Regions from separate parts of the Homo sapiens genome. Here region 1 is linked to region 2. A link is a loop called in an ENCODE intact Hi-C map of the cell type or tissue named here. Cell type or tissue: spleen. All regions are shown on one strand. Each heading gives the region's core, and the rest is flanking DNA. Links, peaks and the distances in the headings are about the cores only.

Region 1 (5,370 bases), core at 273-5,272, 47 kb before region 2:
ACCAAGGCAGGCAGATTACCTGAAGTCAGGAGTTCGAGACCAGCCTGACCAATATGGTAAAACCCTGTCTCTACTAAAAATACAAAAATTAGCCAGGTGTGGTGGCGGGTGCCTGTAATCCCAGCTACTCGGGAGGCTGAGGCAGGAGACTCGCCTGAACCCAGGAGGCGGAGGTTGCAGTAAGACAAGTTCGCACCACTGCACTCCGGCCTGGGCAACAAAGCAAGACTCTGACTCAAAATAAAATAAAACAAAATCATAGGCTAAATGTATCTAAATAGAATAAAGATGGCAGAAATTAGCATATAAATGAGTACAACATGTGGGGAAAAGCATTAATTAATACATGAAGAGACTAGGTCAATGATATGGTTTGACTCTGTGTCCCCACCCAAATCACATCTTGTAGCTCCCATAATTCCCACATGTTGTGGGAGGAACCTGGTGGGAGATGACTGGAATCATGGGCGCAGGTCTTTCCCATGCTGTTCTCATGATAGTGAATGGGTCTCACAAGATTTGACGGTTTTAAAAAACGAGAATTTCTCTGCATAAGCTCTCTTTTTGCCTGCTGTCATCCATGTAACATGTAACTTGCTTTTCCTTGCCTTCCACCATGATTGGGAGGCTTTCTTGGCCACCTGGAAATGTAAGTCCAATTAAATCTCTTTCTTTTGTAAATTGCTCAGTCTCGGGTATGTCTTTATCAGCAGCGTGAAAACAGACTAATACAGTCAAAATATAATGTATACTCACGGCTCTAGAAGGGCCTTTCACACTTACAAAAAGGGCTTTGTTTTTGCACGACTCTTACACCAGAACCTGTTGCAGGTAGTCCCCCTACTTCCCTAGCAAGGACCCTCATAGTCAAACAATAGGTTTACATATTATAAGAAAGTCAACTCAGAAAGCCAAAAAAGATCATAAAATATCTAATTATAGCCTGCCTTTTAGAGACAATCTTGGACAACATAACCTGGGCATTTTAGACATTATTCTTTGGCTATGTGTGTTTTTTTCTCTTCACAACTGAGCAGGGCTGTTGACTTAAGTCAATGAGTATTCAACTGACACTAAAGATTTCTTACTTCTGGCACATTCATTGAATTTAAAAATCTTCCAATTCTATCAACTTTAGAAGACCTACCCTTACAACTACCATTAGTCATTTCATTTTTCCATTTTCAACTCATCCTTACAAAATCAAGGTCTGATAATGCAAGTTACCGCTGCAGCACATGCGGCTGCACAGAGGGAGCTGGCGAGGCTGCTCAGAGTGTGCTGCTGACTGGCAGGCAGCCACACCTCACGACTGCTCAAGAGGTTCTTTCTCAGCTGCTGCACAAAAGTCCAAATTCATTACACAAAGGCAATCGGGGTGTCAATTTACAATTTACCAGAGTACAGGTTGTTCCCATGACAAATGTTTAAAAGCAGACTGCTTGGAGTTGCTTCAGAATCCCCACTACTTCTACCCTCTCACTCCCCCACCACGGGTTTAGCAAATTTAAGATTTCTTGACCCTTTACTCTCCTGGCCCTAAAGGCCCGGAATCACTTTGGTGAACCTAGAGAAAATATATTCTTAGGTAGGTCCACATACAAATGAGGAAAGTATCGAGGCTCCAAAATCTCTGGTACTCAGCAACACACACACACCTGCATTTTACTAAGAGACCAGGACTGCCTCCAGGGTCCCAAGGTTTGCACTGAATCAAGGGAAGTCAAGCTAGTCAGCACCTGCACAAGCCTGTTACTCAGAATGACAGCTCATCCTGGGTTTCCCCGAACTCTATGCTTTGTTGATGGAAAAGACTTGTCAAATGTGCAATCAGGGCCCTGAAGAGTCTTTGCAGATGCCTCCAGCCAGACCTTGCAGTGGAATAATATTAGTAGCACAATGGTTCCTTCCTCAACGGGGAGCAAAGTGGCCTATGGGAAACAATCAATGTGCCTCATGGCTCTATGCATGTGGGTAATGTCCTTTAGGGCTAGTCCATTTGTACTTGCAGCCCTTCACTTGAAAAACCAAGTGAAATCACCCACCACAAAAGGACAAGCTGCAAGGCAACCGATTCTGAACTCTGGGCTTGCTGCTTTCTCCCTCAACCCTTCCTGAGTCCTCTCAACTGTCCCATCTTAGAAGGACAGAGAAAAATGTGAAAATTTCCCACTGTGACTTCTGCAAACGTGGGCAGAGCCACTGAAAGTCAGGCCTGTTTAAGGGCCACCCTGCTACTCAGCCCTAACAAAGTGATAACTCAGAGTGGTATGAGCAGTTTATATACCAGCAGTTTGAAACAGGATCAGGGACCTAGAGGCTTTCAAGAAAAGTGGGAAAGAAAGTGCTGGTCTTTAAGGAGAGTAACTTGAGGTGAAAGTTGAAGACTCAAGGCTCCAAGCTAGGTGTTTCTCCTTAGCTCCTCTTCTGCCATAATGGCCCCACATCTCCTGGCAGGGGAAGTCAAGGCTAACAGTGGAGCCTCGGCCTGACCTGCCCCCTGGCCTGGCAACATGCTGAGCTGACCCCCAAAGAGGAACTGCTCATTCACGGGGCTACAGACACGATGTTTCCACTGGCCACACCACGGTCTGTGCCAAGGCACTTGGGGCAAGTCAGCAGGCCCAGCCCAGGGACAGCAGCTGAAATTGAAACTGTCATTCATTTTCTGACCATTAAGAAAACTGGGCAGTATCTCCCTTGGCAATAATTTACTCTCCCTACTTCTACTGGAAATTAATAGATCTTGGGATAAGCATAACATGTTTATGCTTGCTTGTCCCCACTGATAGAATCTCTCTCAAAATATTTTCCCAATTTCCATTTTTCACAAAGAGTGACTGCTAGATACATATTCTACTAAGAACACTTTTTGACTGATCCTCCTTTATTTTACATATCAGATTTCTTATTTAAAATCTTTAAGGGGGTCCAAGGCACAAAGGAAGGTAGTAACACCCAATATCAGCAAAGGTTTCAGGAAACCGCACTTTCACTGCTGATTAGGCATGAAATGACTGGTGTCACTTGGACCTGGACAGTATCTCCTGGCCAATCTCATTCTCCAACGACCAGCAGAGGCTTGAAACCTGCTACACATTATGCTTGACCCCACTGGGTCCGCTAGGAGACATCACTTCCACCTGCAGCAGGGCCTGATCAAAGCTTTACTTAGGGTGGTGCCTGAGAGCTGATCCTACTCAGCCAGCAACAACCTGATGGCTCCAACTGCTGTGCCCTGCAAGGGGGACTGCAGAAGGCCACTGGGCCATAGGCACCACTATGGGACCACACTCACCCAAGACAAAAAGAGACTTCTACCAGGCCATTTTCCCCTCCCAGTATCTTACAGCATGATCTCCTTCCAAAAACCATGGACAGAGTTGGGGCTCCTTCCTGCAGCCCACCTGGAGGCATACTATAATTTATCCTCATATGCAAATCTTCCCCCCAAAACACATTTTTCCTCATGATGATTTCTTTTCAGAATCGTCCAAAGGCTGCCACTTTCTACAAGTCTAAATGCTTCTGCTGGCTATGCATGTCTCCACACTTTGGCTTGTTCCATTTCTCCAACATCAAGTCCAACTAGGCAGCCCCCACTGGCCTCACTCACCCATGATCATGGCCTCAGCTCAGCCTTCTGGCCCCTCTCAGAGATTTCTCCTTTCCCTCTCCCTCAACATCCTCTAGTTTTTCCTCCATCAACTCAGACCCAATCCATAATGCAAGGCCCAATCTTAGTGCTCTCTTTTACAGGAATATCCTTCCTCTCTAAACAAAAGCATCTATGTCTCCACAATCTAGTAGTTAAATACCATTTTGTTCACCATTTCTAAATGTGACATGGTCCTCCTCATGAGCTCCTCAAAAGGGCAGAATGCCCACCTTTACCATCCTGGACATATTTAAGGCACTAGACAAATACCTGATGGTGTCTGTGTCTGGAAGGGCTGTTACCTCTCACAACATATATAAACTAAATGCTTAAAAAGATCCCAGCTCTTGCTTCCCAGGGAGCCTCTCCTCCTACACCCCATTCCAGACCCCAGTCGTGGCAAACTCTGAGACTTCTGCCTGTAGACAGCCTGCATTTCAGCTCACATCAAAGCATGAAACAAAGGACTTCACAACACCCCTAGCCCCCTTCAGGCTCCAGAGCTCTTCAAGGGCACCCTGTTTAAACAGGAGGTACAGTATATTTTTGGGAAATGATGAAGCAACTTCCCATAAGAGGAAAGTAAAAATTCCCCAAGTGAAAAAAAAAAAAAAAAAAAAAAAAGGCTTCTTGGAAAACAGAACAGCTTCCCTGCCAGGGCAGACAGAAAGGATTTGACATTCAGGCTTTTCATCCTTGGCAAAGCCTGTTCTAGGAGAGACAGGGCTGCAGGGGAAAAAAGGGAGGCAACTTCTTATGATCAGATGTGGAACTCAGCATAGTTTTCAGAGTTGCAGTCTCAACCAAACACTTCATCTGATATTGCCCAAGGTGCCACTGGGACTCCACCCTCCCACTTTCTCTTTCTCTTAGATGCCTTAAACAACAAATGTGATTATAAAAAATTAGGGGAAAATGTAATCTTATTATAGATAAACCAGAGCCCTTGCTCTTTAAAACAATTGCACAGTGACTCCTTCAGTGGATGGCAAAATCTTTTTGCAATAACTATACTCTGTTTTTTTTTAATTGGGGAGAGTTTTAAATTTGTATTTCATACATTTGGTTTGATTACAAGGATTGTTTTTCTCATATGTGCCAGAGGGCCTGGGTTCCACGGGAAGAGACATGGGCAAAGTAGGGCAGAATGAGAAAATTGGTACCATTCTGCTTGATATGCAAGGCTTACCTAATTACTTCTTGTATTTTACCACTTCTTCTTTCTCTCTTTTTTTGAGACAAGTTTTCACTCTGTCACCCAGGCTTGACTGCAGTGGCATAATCATAGCTCACCAATGCCTCAAACTCCTGGGCTCAAAAGATCCTCCCGCCTCAGCCTCCCGAGTAGCTGGGATTCCAGGCATGCATTACTATGCATGGCTAAATTTCAGAATTTTTTTCTAGTAGAGATGGGGCCTCGCTGTATTGCCCAGGCTGGTCTTGAATTCCTGGCCTCAAGTGGTCTTCCCACCTTGGCCTCCCGAAGCGCTAGGATTAAAGCATGAACCACCCCACCAGGCCTATATTTCATTTCTCAAACTACTACTAATCAAACATTACAGCAACATTAGCAGTACTCTTCAAGTAACAAGACAAGCATTACCCACAAAAGAAACTTCTCTCTGATGCATGTCCATATGAAAACATATTTTTCAACATTTAACACAGTATTTAACACAGTAACCCAGAATTTGTGAGTGCTCAGACCCCAC
Region 2 (5,370 bases), core at 260-5,259:
AATAAACTCCCAGGAAGGCTGGTACCCATGCTACCTTTATAATCTGAGACTAATGCACACTTCCCCCCGCAAAAAAAAAAAAAAAAAAAAAAACAGTGTAGGTGCCCCAGAGGGACTCTCTTCCCCAAAATACTAGTTGCCTGAACCAGTGGTTTTCTAACTGGGACCAATTTTGTGCCACCTCCCCCATTTGGCAATGTCTAGAGGCATATTTGGTTGTCACACCTTGGGGGTAAGGTGCTACTGGTATCTAATGGATAGAGCAAGGCATGTCAACTAAACATCCCACAACACACAGGACAACCCCATACAACAAAGAATCACTTGATCCAACATCAGTGATGCTGCAGATGAAAGCCCTGGCCTAAGTGAACAAAGGATGGGCTGCCAAGATGTCAGTTGATCCACCTTAGTTGTACATGTGGTGCAAAACTCCCCCAAACCACTGGAAAGCCTTTTTGTCCAACCAGCATGTCCCCAGACCAACTCCGTGATTCTCTCATCTCTAACTCAGGTTTACACTCCCTCAGAGAGGGGCTTGGGAATTAAGATATCTGGTTTTTCACCCCAGCTCTGCCCCTGGCTGTGATTCTGGACATGTAACAAAACTTTTCTGGGCCCATTTCCCCCTCAGTAAAATAAACTGGAAAAGAGTAAAAGTTCTTTCAGCTCTAAACTTCTGTTTTAAACGCTAGGTTTGGCCTTATTTCTTTTTTTTTTTTTTTTTTTTTTTTTTGAGACGGAGTCTCGCTGTGTTGCCCAGGCTGGATCCCGGCTCACTGCAAGCTCCGCCTCCCGGGTTCACGCCATTCTCCTGCCTCAGCCTCCCGAGTAGCTGGGACTACAGGTGCCCGCCACAACGCCTGGCTAATTTTTTGTATTTTTAGTAGAGACGGGGTTTCACCGTGTTAGCCAGGATCGAGACCTCAATCTCCTGACCTTGTGATCCACCCGCCTCAGCCTCCCAAAGTGCTGGGATTACAGGCGTGAGCCACTGCACCCGGCCTGGCCTTATCTACTTCTAATGATCCAAAGAGAAACGGGCAAGGACCCAATCTTGTTGTGAGTAAGCACACACACCCTCTGAAGGGCTGTGGTTCTTATACCTTGGAAACCAAACTGGACCAAAGGAGCTCAGAGAAGCCAGCAGCTTAGATAAGAGGGGCCCGCCTAAAAGGCTCTGTAGACACTGGCTGAGAAGCCAGCCCAGGACCTTGGGTTTAAATTACGCAAGTCCTGACTAGCCCCTGTCTTGCCTTCCCTAGGTCAGTCTTTTAAATCAACTATTAAAAGGTGGAATAGGAAGGACACAGCCTTACTATTCAAAGTATGGTCCATTAACAGCAGCACTGGCAGCACCTGGGAGCTTGTTAGAAATGAAGAATTTCAGCCTTCATCCCAGATCTACTGAATCAGAATCTGCATTTTAGTAAGGTTCCCCAGGTGATTCATATGCATGTTAAAGTTTGGGGAAGTCCTGGTTAGGGTATGCTGCCCTTCCAGTCCCTGCTTTGTCACCTCTTCATTTGGTAAAGGTGGCTTTTAAGACTGTCCACAACCCTCATCCTTCAATCCCACACACACACAATTACACACACACACACACACACACACACACACACACACTCCCCACCCCACCCCAGTTCAGAACCTTCAAACTCACACCAAGAGTGATGGGGGTAGATTACTTCCTTTTTGCGTCTTTCTTAGGTCCTTACAAGGCCAGAAAGAGGCAAGGTTTGAAGCACAAGCTAAATTACAGTCCTTCCAAGTGAGTGATTCAGCCCATCCCTGCCATTCAAAGGCTCTCCAGGAGGAGGGACAGAAAACGGGGTGGTAAACAGAAAGGTATAAACTCTGATGGAAAGAGATTCATCATTTGCATCTGAACAGAGAATAACAAGGGTCCAAAGTTTCATTTCTAACATTTTTTGTTTTTGTTTCTGTTTTTTGCTGCTGCTGTCTTATGTAACATAAAGATTCTTGGAGGCATAGGCAAAAGGGCAAAGCACACACACAGAGTTAACAAAAACACAGCAAGAGTTCTCCTAGCAGAGTGGTGGGGGGCAGCAGCTGGAACAAAACCAAGACCTGGATGAAGCATAGCATAACTGAGCACTGGAAAAGAAGATAGAACGTGGGGAGAAGGGGGGCTGGACTCTGTCATGCAGTCAGTGCACTGAAGTGACTATGCTGCTGCCCCACACTCCCTCCCCTGCACAGGTCACTCACCCCTCTCACCCCACCCGCTGTCACAAGCAGCAGATGGCCCAGCCCTGGGCAGCTGGTCAGAGGACAGCAATCTGCACGTGCTTGCCTGCCCCTCCTCCAGGGCTGGAGATGAGGAGGACCAGGTCAAAGTCAATGCCCATCCCTGGTGGAAGCAATTCTTGCAAGAGTGTCCTGGGGGTGGGGATGGCAACATCACCCAATGCTTTGCCACAATGAGACACACTTCAAAAACAACTCAGCATTATCCAAGGCTCTCCAGCACCCACACACAGCTCAGAAAGAGAGAGCCTTAGGCAGGGTAAGGGTGGAGAGGGTCAGAGAACAGTTCCCAGAGCGCACTGGGGTATGCTGACCCTGGTTAGGGGGGGACATTCATTCCTTCAACATTTGCTGTGTATATACCACATCCCAGGCGCTGCACCAGCAATGAGGGATACAGTGGTGATAGCAGACAGTCTCTGCCCTCAAGAAGCTCAGGTAAGGTCAGGAAGAACAAGGAAACAGACGGTAATATGGTGCGGTAAGTACTGAGCACAGGGTGTAATGCCAGCACCAAGGAGAGGCACCCACACAAGTATGGGGCAAGCGGCAGTCTAAGCTGATACCTGGCTTTAGAAGGTATTAGCCAGACAGAGCAGAAAGAGGTGGGTACAGGGAGTGGTGGGGCATTCCAAGGAGAAGAAACACATCAAAAAGCTGGGAGGCAAAAGAGACCTGGGAACTGCAATCTGTGCTGTCCCAGCCTTTGCTAACTTTGGTCACCTAGACCAGGGGCAGACTCCCGGGTTTGTCACGGAATCCTAACACATTACTGCCTTAAGGAACTTTGGGATCATCTTATAAAATCCAATCTACCCATTTTAGGAGAGGAAAACTGAGGCCTATCAAATGATCATGACTTCTTGAGAGAATGGCTGAACCAGAACCCCATTCTCCTAACTCTCACCAAACAAAGTTTCCTCATATATCTCCCAATCAGAATCTGACCACTGACTGAGCCCTTCTGGACACAGAGCCAGGCCCAGAACTGTTCTCCACTAGGCTAGGTCTGTTCTGAGAACCCAAGGAATAGCTCTCGTCCAGGCCTCTGCCAGACTGGAGGTCCAGCAGCACTAGCCTCCAGGAACTCCAACAAGGTAGGAACAGCTCATGAGAAAAAAAGACTGGCTACCTGCCTCTTCTGGAAAGGAGGCAGAAAGCACACATGGCAGTACCGGAGATAGGCTCTGTGAGTGTATATTGGCAACAATGGGTTCCCCCAGGAAATGAAGAGTTGTTCTAAGAGCTGAAGGAAATTATCAGCCAACACAGAAAGAGGAGGCGAGTCTGAGGTACTGCCAAACCAGGCAGGCTTAATTAAGGCTCTCCCACCCTCTTCCTCAGGAAGCCAGTCCCTACCCCTGGCTGGTCACACTACCTTAACTGTGAGAAGCACTCATTTCAGGGAAGCTGAAGGCCTTCCTCTTGGTCTCACCTCAGGAGGTAAGCCATCAGCCAGGGGTCTGAGCCACTGGAATTTCAGGGCCTAGCTGCCCTTACTGTCACCTCCGTCTATGCCTTCAACAGCAACAGTACTTGCTCTATTGTGGTTCTATAGCCTGCCGCCCACTCCAGGCAGCAAGAGTGTGTGCAGAGTGGAAGAAAGCACTCATTAGCTTTGAGTGTAACCCTCTACAGAATCTAAATAGAAGGCACAGTTATTCAACTGCTAAGGCACAATTCCTCCTCTTCTCATAGTAAAACAAAGATGCATGTCCACACCCACTAGCTGACTAAAAACTGTGCAGAAAGAGAATAAGAGGCACTGGGGTTAAACCAACTTACTAAATTCATCTCAGTCCCTGGCAATCCTCAGTTCTATGACCCTGAAGCATAGGTGTGATGAAAACAGCCTAATAATCAGAAATCTTTCCTGTCCAAAATGCCCTCAGATGCTGTCCCTGACCACATGCTCAAGTGCAATCCCCAAAGGCTGGCCCTGGCCTTCAGGGCCAATGCCAGCCCAGGGCCCTAGACATGGATATAAAGGCCAAGAAAGTGGCCTGCCAGAAAAAGATTTACTCTAGGGCTGAAAAGCCACGTTTGGTCTCGTACAACAAAGGGGTTATAATGGGAACCCTGTGTTCTAAACTCCTTCACATCTGCCACAAGGAACCTCTGGGTGGAGGTGAAAATGTGTGTGTGTGTGTGTGTGTGTGTGTGTGTGTGTGTGTGTGTGTGTGGTGTGCCTTGGGTGGAGTGGGGGCAGAGGAGATGACTTCCTTCTCTTCCACCCAAAAAACAACTCTTTAGAATATGTCCTCCTGAAAGGCAAGTAAGTACAGTTCTGATTTCCAAACCTCACTGTTTGACAGAACTTGTTTTCTCTCCCTGCTTTTTAAAACAGATGAATGCTCCCCTAGGGGAAAAGCAGCTGTAAATATAGAAGAGGGTGGAAAAAGAATCCTGCTATGAGTTCCAGAGGAACTATTGTACTATTGTAAAAGGCCTTCTCAAAAGAAGCAATACACCCTATTCCAAAAAGAAAACACACAACTTCATCCAAAGTCTTTCTCTAAAGTGTACCTTTGGGCAGATGATTTCTTTACACTCCACAGCTGCTTCCTCCTCTACCTGACACTAAGGCCTTCACATATTAAGTGAGTTAGCAATTTTCTTCCTGGGAGCCTTAGAAAGAACTAGTCCACAACTCAGTCCACTGCTACTGAGTGTCCTCCATCATCATCAACATTATCATCATCTTCATCGTCGTCATCATCATCATCAAAGGACTTAATTCATTACCAAACTACTGCTGACATTTAAATAAACTTAAGCCATTATCTTTTTAGGCAAACTGAGGCCATAGTATTTACTAGCTGAGAATAGAATGGGAAGAGGGTATAAATCTGAAAAAGGTGGCCTGGCTTCTATATTTATTACTTTTCAAAAGCAACAGCATTTTTCAAAGGCTCAGGATTCTGTGAAATCACCCTCTAGCTTGTTATATCCCTTCATCCCAACAGTAGTGGGGATGCCACCCCAAAATCCATTTACCAGAAATAAAAGATGTAAAGACATGTTTTGGATAAAGTTTGTGAGAAAAAAATTCAAGCTGCTTCTATTTTCATACAAGCTACAATCACAAAGAGTTTTGCC

What was found. Hi-C counts contacts between places; a loop is a spot of excess contacts. Peaks named below come from ENCODE experiments on the same cell type or tissue, not always from the same donor. Only the 100,000 strongest peaks of a DNase experiment are listed, where the experiment ranks them.
Region 1: a loop joins it to region 2, with 1.8 times the contacts of the local background. A loop is called at or near these places in 12 of 110 quality-filtered maps.

Annotation. Positions count from the first base shown.
Region 1 is chr14:69,681,860-69,687,229 of GRCh38, reverse strand. All of the region lies in intron 2 of SUSD6 (sushi domain containing 6), which reads right to left. Among named protein-coding and RNA genes, the nearest start is that of SUSD6, 73 kb to the right of the region's middle. In spleen, for the core only: no CTCF peak of the experiment used is centred there; a DNase peak (open chromatin) is centred at 2,565; H3K4me3 peaks cover 606 bases; H3K27ac peaks cover 4,084 bases.
Region 2 is chr14:69,634,680-69,640,049 of GRCh38, reverse strand. All of the region lies in intron 1 of SUSD6 (sushi domain containing 6), which reads right to left. Among named protein-coding and RNA genes, the nearest start is that of SUSD6, 26 kb to the right of the region's middle. RefSeq lists enhancers at 1,780-2,292, 2,328-2,377. In spleen, for the core only: no CTCF peak of the experiment used is centred there; a DNase peak (open chromatin) is centred at 2,268; H3K4me3 peaks cover 3,150 bases; H3K27ac peaks cover 4,757 bases.